2 separate regions of the Homo sapiens genome follow, and region 1 is linked to region 2. Evidence: chromatin loops called from intact Hi-C (ENCODE). Cell type or tissue: dorsolateral prefrontal cortex. All regions are shown on one strand. Region 1 overlaps PDXK (pyridoxal kinase). Region 2 overlaps TRAPPC10 (trafficking protein particle complex subunit 10).

The links. Hi-C counts contacts between places; a loop is a spot of excess contacts. Peaks named below come from ENCODE experiments on the same cell type or tissue, not always from the same donor. Only the 100,000 strongest peaks of a DNase experiment are listed, where the experiment ranks them.
Region 1: a loop joins it to region 2, with 4 times the contacts of the local background. A loop is called at or near these places in 1 of 110 quality-filtered maps.

What each region holds. Positions count from the first base shown.
Region 1 is chr21:43,738,240-43,743,239 of GRCh38, reverse strand. It overlaps PDXK (pyridoxal kinase), which reads right to left. Exons shown (of 11, transcript NM_003681.5): 3 at 1,469-1,573. Among named protein-coding and RNA genes, the nearest start is that of PDXK, 22 kb to the right of the region's middle. RefSeq lists enhancers at 2,140-2,878, 2,879-3,617. In dorsolateral prefrontal cortex, no CTCF peak of the experiment used is centred here; a DNase peak (open chromatin) is centred at 2,349; H3K4me3 peaks cover 775 bases; H3K27ac peaks cover 4,527 bases.
Region 2 is chr21:44,022,871-44,027,870 of GRCh38, reverse strand. The region is part of intron 1 of TRAPPC10 (trafficking protein particle complex subunit 10); the gene reads right to left. Among named protein-coding and RNA genes, the nearest start is that of TRAPPC10, 13 kb to the right of the region's middle. In dorsolateral prefrontal cortex, no CTCF peak of the experiment used is centred here; a DNase peak (open chromatin) is centred at 2,660; H3K4me3 peaks cover 550 bases; H3K27ac peaks cover 3,426 bases.

The DNA.
Region 1 (5,000 bases), 280 kb after region 2:
AGGTGTCCCCACAGTGCTGGGGGCGGGGGGAGGGAGGTGGATGCAGGCGAGGTGTCCCCATAGTGCTCAGGAGCTGGGGGGAGGGAGGTGGGTGCAGGCGAGGTGTCCCCATAGTGCTCAGAGCGGGGGGAGGGAGGTGGGTGCAGGTGAGGTGTCCCCACAGTGCTCAGGAGCTGGGGGGAGGGAGGTGGGTGCAAACGAGGTGTCCTCACAGTTGAAAGACACGGAGGGCAGACCCGGCAGCATTTCTCAACAGAAACGCTGTGCTTCACAGGAATGAACCCACGGGCGAGAGGTGAAGGAGTGATCTTTCCTTTATTTATATTTCTACTTTCAGTAATAAGCATATGACACTTTAATCTTATTTATTTTGAGACAGGGTCTCATTCTGTCCCCTAGTCCAGAGTGCAGTGGTTCAACCATAGCTCACTGCAGCCTTGAACTCCCAGGCTCAAGCCATCCTCCCACCTGAGCTTCCCGAGTAGCTGGGACTGTGCCCAGCTAATTAATTTTTAAAAATTTTTTTGTAGAGACAAGGTCTCACTATGCCGCTCAGGCTGGTTTTGAACTCCTGGTCTCAAGCGAGCCTCCCTCCTAGTCTTCCCAAAGTGCTGGGATTACAGGTTCGAGCCCCTGTGCCTGGCCTTATATGTGACCTTTAGACATGTAGAGAGGCTGGGCGCAGTGGCTCACGCCTGTAATTCTAACACTTTGGGAGGCTAAGTGTTTCCCCTAACCATTTAAAAGTGTAGAAACCAGGCTGGCTGCAGTGGCTCACGCCTGTAATCCCAGCACTTTGGGAGGCTAGGGTGGGTGGCTGGCTTGAGCCTAGGAGTTCAAGACCAGCCTGGGCAACATGGCAAAACCCTGTCTCCACACACACCCACAAAAAGTTAGCTGGGCATGGTGGTGCACGCCTTTACTCCCAGCTACTTGGGATGTTGAGGCAGGAGGATCACCTGAGCCTGGGAGGTTGAGGCTGCAGTGAGCTATGATTGTGCCATTGCACTACAGCCTGGGCCACAGAGTGAGACCCTGTCTCAAAAATAATAATAATAATAAACATGTATACAAATACAATTTTTTTTTAACCAGAAAGTTGACAAAGGATGGCAGTGTACCAGGTAGCAGCCCGTCACCTAATTGAGTGTCCCACCCACCTGTCCTGCCCCGGTCAGCGTTCCCAACACCCTGCCTGCACCCTCCCCTGGGCACTGGAACCCCAGTGTGGTCACAGGAGTGGGGGTGACTTGGCACAGCCTGGGCAGTCATTGTCCCGGCAGGCATAGTGTGGCCAGGACCCCCCAGGCTACCGGGGGTGTGATGGTGGCTTGGGCACGCCAAGGCCCTCCTTGAAGGGGCAGGGACCCGAGACAGGCCCAGGGCGGGGGTGCTCTGGACCTCCCTGAGCCCACCCTGGCTGGAGTGGGGTGCGTAGTCCCCTGCGGCAGCTTGCTCCGGCACCTACCTGTGAGCACGTAGTCATATTTATTCATGTTGTTCAGCCTCAGGCCTTCGTACAACTCCTGGAGCTCATCTGAATTCAGCACTTGGCCCTTCCAGTGGGCATAGCCTAGAGGCAGAGGAAGCCATGGGGGCTCAGACACAAGGGGGCCAGCTGGGGCCGTGGGCTTCCCTTGACACCCGCCCACTCTCCCTGAGGCTGCCTGGTGGACGGCTCCTCCCCATGGACTGGCTCAAACCCGAAGGAGATCACTAGGCGCAGTGCTTGGCAGGTCCCAACGGCTGCCCACATGGGACGCCTCGAGCCCCCCGCGAGCCCCCCGCGAGCCCCCCCGCGAGCCCCCCGCGAGCCCCCCCGCGAGCCCCCCCGCGAGCCCCCCCGCGAGCCCCCCGCCAGCCCCCCGCCAGCCCCCCGCGAGCCCCCCCGCGAGCCCCCCCGCGAGCCCCCCGCGAGCCCCCCCGCGAGCCCCCCGCGAGCCCCCCCGCGAGCCCCCCCGCGAGCCCCCCCGCGAGCCCCCCGCGAGCCCCCCGCGAGCCCCCCCGCGAGCCCCCCGCGAGCCCCCCGCGAGCCCCCCCGCGAGCCCCCCCGCGAGCCCCCCGCGAGCCCCCCCGCGAGCCCCCCGCCCCTGCACTGTCAGGGATGGTTACTACGACCTCCGTGGCCCCCACACTCCCACTGCCAGTTCCTGCGGGAGCTGCGTCCCAGGTACAGGAGGAGCGTGGGGAGAGACACACCAGCTCACGGCTGCGTTGCTCCCCCATTGCTGTCCGGAAGGCCCCTGGCTACTCCCTCCGCACAACGTCACAGTCTCTTGTTTCCCAGCGTCTCCTGCATTAGTCCCCAGCTATTCAGGCCGGGGTGCTCGGCCACCGGCCACTGTCACCCGGATACCCTGGCAGGTAGGGCTTGTTATGTCCCCACCCCCAACTCCTCCCCAACAAGCTTATTAAGGTGCAATTAGAGCCTGTCTTAGATCAACTCCTGAGCAAGAGATAGATGTGAATGAGAAAGAGGCCTCAGCCCAGGTGTATACAACCTGCCCTTGGCCCGATGGGTAGCCAGGGTGAAGTGTCCGTCCCAGGCAGACAGGCATATCAATGTGTGAGGACAGACGCGTCGGCTTCCTGCAGGCGGGACCACCAGCCTCCTGGGAGCCCTTCCTGCACTGCGGAACCTGACCACAGCTCCAGCTCAAAGCACTGCTCAGGGGGCAGCCATCCACACAGGGTGGGGGTCCACCATGGATACCCCACATTCGCCCATGAGAAACGCCTCACATCGAGGGGCTCCCGGCCTCCTCCCACATGAATCACCCCTCTAATGCATGCCTTTTTCAGCAAATAAGGAAAACTGATGTATGGGTTCCTAGAATAGCAAAGTACAAGTATCACGCACTTGTGGGTCACGGCCGGCTCTGCGCCCACGCGCCATGCCCTGTGGCTAAGATCCCCTGAATTCCCACACCAGAGGAGGGCTCCATGGCTCCTGCCCCTGAGGGCCCTCCTGCGTACCAGTCGCTGGCTCCCGCTGGAAGGGACGCCTTTGGCTTTCCCCAGCAGCCGTCGCACGGGAGGACGTGTGGCGCAAAGGTCCTGAGACTGCCATCAGGAGCCACGCTCCAGGCACAGTGCGGCATCTGGGGGGTGCACCTGGGGGCGCCTGCCCTGTACTCTGCCCGGGACACCAGAGTGTACGCACTGAGGGGTGGGTCTGCCAGAGACCAAGCCCCTGATGGACTCTGGGTTAACAGTCACTGGGGTCAGGAGGGGCAGGTGGTATCCACTGCGGGCGAGGTCAGTGCCTCACACAGCAGCCTGCCCCTCCGGTGGAGGGTGTGTCCTGAGGAGGCTTCTGCCAGGCTGGGGCGGGGTTTGGGGTAAGGGGTAGGAGGAGGGAGGTGAGCAATGGTCCCTCCTGGTCCTTTCTGCCCTCGGATTTTGATATCTTTCCAGGCAGGGTGGGACTCACCACTGCTGCACATGTGCTCCTTTCCTGGGGAGGTGACATGGCCTGGCTGTGTCCCCACCCAAATCTCATCTTGAATTGCAGTTCCCATAATCCCTACATGTTGTGGGAGGGACCTGGCAGGAGGTCATTCAATCATGGGGGTGGTTCCCCCATCTTGTTCTCATGATAGTGACTGAGTTCTCACAAAAGCTGATGGTTTCAAGGGGCTTTTAAAACCCTGGGCCCCTCAGTCTGCACTTCTCCTTCCTGCCGCCAATGTGAAGGAGGTGTTTGTTTCCCCTTCTGCCATAACTGTAAGTTTCCTGAGGCCTCCCCAGCTCTGCTGAACTGTGAGTCCATTAAACCTTTTTCCTTTACAAATGACCCAGTCTCAGGTATGTCTTTATTAGTGTTGGGGACCAGCCTCAACACCACCCATGGTGTATCCAACGTCCGGTAGTGACAAAGGAATGAGAAGAGACAGGTTAAGAGTTCATAAAGGTGGGGCCGGGTGCGGTGGCTCACGCCTGTAATCCCAGCAGTTTGGGAGGCTCAGGCAGGCAGATCACCTGAGGTCGGGAGTTCGAGACCAGCCTGGCCAACGTGGCAAAACCTCATCTCTACTAAAAAATACAAAAATTAGCTGGGCGTGGTGTGTGAGGTCAGGAGATCGAGACCAACCTGGTGAACACTGTGAAACCCCGTCCCTACTAAAAATACAAAAAAATTAGCCGGGCGTGGTTGCGGGTGCCTGTAGTCCCAGCTACTTGGGAGGCTAAGGCAGGAGAATGGCATGAACCCAGGGGGTGGAGCTTGCAGTGAGTGGAGATCGCGCCACTGCACTCCAGCCTGGGCAACAGAGTGAGACTCCGTCTCCAAAAAAAAAAAAAAAGAAAAAGAAAAGAGTTCATAAAGGTAGGAGCCAGGGGGCCAGTGGCAAAATGGAGGCTGCAAAAGGCACTGAGCTCTGGTCTCCACGCTATTTATTGAGTACAGTCACTTAGATCTGAGAAGCAGATATTCAGGGCGAAACAGTGAAAGGGAGGCAGTGCGTCACAGGCGTAATCTACAGCAATAGCGGTTTCAATGAATCTCCTTTGTGCTCAAACAGCGTATCTTTAACTTATCGGACAGGAGCTGGTGGGAGCGGGCTTAACCAGGAGCTCGTGTGTCTGTCCACAGTCCAGTGCTTCGAAGGAATGTCTTTCTCCTTGAACACGGTGTTTACAGATAAGACAGCAGGTCTCGCCCTGAGCATGCGAACATGATGGCAATTAGGAGGCTTTCCTCCTCAGAGGCCTCTTGTGGCTTTCCACAACTTATTGTCCCATATTTTCATGGCCAGTTTATACAGGCATTCCACAAGCCCTTTTCCCAACAATTAGCAGTGTGAGAACGGACTAATACAGGGTGCCATCGGGAAGGACTGCAGCCAGGCGGCTCCAATTCTCCTACTGTCCTGGGCACGGGGGTCCAAGGTCCAGGTGTCACCAGGGCTGGTTCCTGAGGCCTCTGCCCTGGGCTTGCAGACGGCATTGCCTCCCTGTTTCCTCATGGGGCTGTCCCTCTGTGTGTGTCTGTGTCCTCA
Region 2 (5,000 bases):
GGCAAGGGAGATCTCTGGGGCCCTTTTTTATAAGGGCACTAATCCCTTTTGTGGGGACTCCAGCCACATGACCTAATCACCTCCCAAAGGCCCCACCTCCCAAAACCATCACATTAGGGTCATGGAACAGCTGCTAGGTAACACAGTCAAGAGAAGGGCCACCTGTTTACCGTCCCTCCAGACAGCACCGTGCGCCTGCTATGCCCCCGGCACTTCACGCATACTCACCCTGAACCCTCATATGGAAACCAAGACATCAAGAACTCCCCTAATTGGCCCAACATCAAGCAAATGAGCGCCAAGGCTGGGATTCGAACCCAGGTAGCTTGGCTTAGGACTCAATACTGCCCAGTGCTCCTTCCCAACTTCTTAATTCTAACAAGTTTACTACTTACTCTGCAGCAGTTGTTTTAACAATGGTTGGCTGAAAATATGGGTTCCAAAAGGCCTTCCGCAGACAGAGTGAACATTTCTGTCATCTGTTTTTTACTGAACCAATTCTTGAACGTGCAAAGCCGTGATGGTCTTACTCATACAAAAGTATAAAAGGATCACAAAATTATAACCCTGAGAGAGTGGCTAAGCAAAACAGAATGTTCAGTCAGTTTGTCGCTTTCCTAAATACCTGACATGATATATTTTCAAGGTCAATACTTCTATTTGGAGATTTATGTTGGAAAAAAAAACCTTGACATAAGGAGTCTGAATATTTGCTGATACTCTGATACAGGACAATTTTTCTTCAAATTCTTTAGCATAATCTTGGTAAAAGGAACAGTAAGTTTTCTAATAAAATACATCTCACTTTATCTTAAATTGTTGGAGACATGTGGAGTGTTTCAACCTGTTAACAAGACACTGTCCTCGGCCACCTAATGGGCTGTCTTATTTTCAAAGGCTGGCTTTATTCTGTAGGGCTTAGTAGGCCCCAGAGCACTAATGGGTGAGAAAGACAGAGAAATGGATTTAGCTCAACCCAAGAAATGCTGTGGCCTACGAGAGAAGACCCTGAGGGTGGAGGGGGGTGAAGAATGACAGAAAGTGTCCCACAGCTGGGGGCCTCAACCATGGGCTGGGTCATCTCCCAGTTGCGACTAAAAGCAGCGGAGTGACTGGACTAGACAAGAGATGAACTAATTTTAAGGCCCTCCAAGCAAGGTTCCATGATTCTATTTTTGAACAAAAAAGTCAAAGGAAATGTATAATTTATCTAAGATTTGCTTTACAGAAAATTTTGCAGAAATAATAATTCTTTAAGCCTATTAACAAAAGAAAGCTGCAATCCACTATGAGGCAGTTCATGTTTGAAAACACGGGATTAGAGAGGGCACCGTCTTCAAGCCTAGGAATGCAAGTGCTTGCCCATAGGCCATACATTCATTTCTCTTCAATGGCTTTTGGTAAAACGGGCTTTCAAATGGACGATAAAAACATCCGAGATTACAAACTGGGAAGTCATCTCAGCCTGTTCAATAATGCATAAAGTATTTGCTATAATTCGTGTATAATGTCGAGGCAGTAATGAAAATTAATGCTTCAGATTGGGAGCTCTTTCATGGTGAAAACTAACATCAAATGCATAATCATGGGTATGGAAGCCTCCCCGGTGCTCCTGCCAGAGTATCTGTCCGTGAAAAGCCTTCGCAGTCGGGGGTGGGGGCAGGGAGTGAAGGTCAACGAGAAAGCACAAAAAAGGATCCAGATGTTATCCAGATTCTCTAGGTAGAAAGCAAGGTTTAGTCACCCCCTAAGATGACTAGGCAACTAACTCCACATTTCTAGCATAGACACTGTCCTCCCTTCATTAGAAGGCACATATTTGAGAAGTAAAGCAAATGAACCCTCCCACAGTTCTGCACCACCAAGTTTAAAGGCCAAGTCTAAAGAAGTACTCAGTACACCCCCTGCCATGTCATCGCCGGCTTAACGTTATACCCATTCAGCCTGGCTCTCCTCCAGGTCCTTCCTGTGGTCTCTACCTTCCCTCTGACACACACACACACACACACACACACACACACACACACACACACACACACACACACACACCCCTGCCCTCTGCTGCTCTCTCCCAGCACCCAGTCATATGACAATACTACCCACTGTAGGTGGGGTCAAAAGAAAACCCATACATTAGTGTTCATCAAGTTTCCTACTGTGGAAATTTGCAGAAAAGGAACTACTACACGTAAAGACTAGTCAAAAGACAGAAAGTCCCAGTCTTTTTCTGTTTTAACTTAAAAGACAAGAACACACAGGCCAAGAATGTTAAGAAGTTGAATGAACTCTTCTAATCAAGGAAACAAGTTGCCTTCTCTAGCCCTCAGAGAGCAAACTTAAAATTCAAGAGTTTAAAAACAAAAAGACTGGATAAATGCATCTGAATATAAGAATACTGAGGAATCAGCCTTTAACAGTGTATACATTTTTTAAATAAACACAGCATTACTGTAGCAGTTTGAACCACAGTACTGTATTTACAAGTTAAAAAGAGACACTCCTGTTCCTGGCACCCCAATGCCTTAAGGCTTTAGACAGAAGGGTTCCCAAACTGGTCTTTCCCCAGACTTCCCCTTTGCCACTGGCTTTGTTCAAGGGCTGGCTTCTCAGCGAGGCCTACAGGCAGTTTCCCAATGGTGCAAGCACTCAGGAGGGAGCTGAGGCAGCATCAGCACAGTGACATAACCATTTGCCTCAGCCCAGCAACCCGCCCTGCAGGGCTCCATCCCAACAGGCCCGTCGGAAAGGCCACAGACAGGCTATCTGTGCACAACTACTGGAAACAGTAAAACACAAAACAACTCAAATTCCACCAGGAGGGGACTGGCAGAATAAACCACGGAATATCGACATCATGGAATGAGAATGATCTCAACATACTCCTAGCGTGGAGTGGAGTCCGGGGGAAAGTGAGGTGGGACAGTGTGTGCAGCTGGCAATGTCTAAGCTAAGAAAGGGAAATACAAATATGTTTGGATGTTTTTCACGTGGAAGGAAAACCATAAAAACTGTGATGGAGTACTCAGGAAGGGAGGAGTTAGCATGGAGAGGACAGAACATACACAAGGCTTCTTTAAATAGACCTCATTTTGTAGATTTAATTTTGGAAGTAAATATTTTATATAGTTATAAAGCAATTAGATTTTTTCAAGGTTTTCCCTAAAAATAATCAGGAAAAATAAAACAAGTGAACTTAAATGTATACATATACATTTAGTGGTATAATCTCAGAGAGAGGAGCTATGACAAGTAACTTTAAAACTACAGTAATTTGACTGTTCATTCCTTATGGGATACATCCAAATGCCAATAAGAACTGTCAAAAACAGTTCTAGACCTGTGTTCACTAGTCCTGTTGTTGATGGTGGAGTTAATAGTGTTATTCAGAGTCTATGTAATGAGGGATAAAGCAACTGAAAGCAAGTGAGCAATCGTGTGATGTTCTATTCAGTGGCCCCTGGCCCTTCAGCATCAGCACCACCTGGGCATTTGTTAGAAATGCTCATTCTCAGGCCCCACCCAGACCTGTTCAATCAGAAATGGGGAATGGACCCAGCCATCTGTGTGTCCACAAGCCCTCCAGGTGACTGAAGCAGCATGAGCTGGGGAACCTCTAACTCTAGCCTCCTCAAGTACCCATGAGAATTAGGATTTTCAGTGTGGAAAAGAGAAAACACAGAGGATGGAGCTGTTAATTAAAACCCTGCAGCCCTGAGTTTTCATCAAAAAGAGTGAACTTATGATGTATTTTATCTTAAAAATACAAAAAACAAAGAACAATTCCTAGGCTGGTGCGGTGGCTCACGCCTGTAATCCCAATGCTTTGGGAGGCCAAGGTGGGTGGATCACCTGAGGTCGGGAATTTGAGACCAGCTTGGCCAACACGGTGAAACCCTGTCTCTACTAAAAATATAAAAATTAGCCAGATGTGATGGCATGCACCTGTAATCCCAGCTACTCACTACTCGGGAGGCTGAGGCACAAGAATCTCTTGAACCTGAGAGGCAGAGGTTGCAGTGGGCTGAGATCGTGCCATTGCACTACAGCATGGGCAACAGAGTAAGAGCCTGTCTCAAAACAAAACAAAACAAAAACAAAAAACAAACAAACAAAAATGCCTAGCTATTCCTAGCTCTGCCTATTGAAAAGGCCTCACAGCAACTAGGAGCCCAAGCTTGCAGACTATGGTCTTGAAATACTATTTTTCACTAAAAGGAATCAGGGCTCCTTGGCAATTGCTAAGTGCAGATCAGGGCATTAAATGTTCAAAATGAGCCCGGAACATCTTGTCAGGCTAGATAGGAAAGAATCTGACAAAGATGCCTCTATCTTAGACCCCAACATGAAAGAGACTCTCCCTGGCCAAAGGGAGAACAACCTGCTCACCAACGAGGCAACAATGCAATGGACTGTAACACATCAAGTATGTTCATAATGATTAAGTTCACAGCCATACTAAACGAACAACAAAAACACGCCAACCGATCACCTCTGAAAGATGCCAGTGAACCAACTCACTTTGAAAATGGTTACATAGGCCGGGCGCGGTGGCTCACATCTGTAATCCCAGCACTTTGGGAGGCTGAGGCGGGAGGATCACGACGAGGTCAGGAGATCGAGACCATCCTGGCTAACACGGTGAAACCCCATCTCTACTAAAAATACAAAAAATTAGCCCGGCGTGGTGGCGGGCACCTGTAGTCCCAGCTACTCGGGAGGCTGAGGCAGGGGAATGGCGTGAACCCGGGAGGTGGAACTTGCAGTGAGCCAAGATGGAGCCACTGCACTCCAGCATGGGCGACAGAGCAAGACTCTGTCTCAAAAAAAAAAAAAAAAAAAAAAAAAGACATAGGGAAATGAGAATATCACCATTTTGCAACCTTTAGGGAATTAGTGATGTGAAAATAAATGGCTGCCAATTTCCAAAAGGAGAGGTAATCGGACATCACGCACCTGCTGGAAGAACAGCAACACCCATGATAAAGTCCTGCCGACAAAAA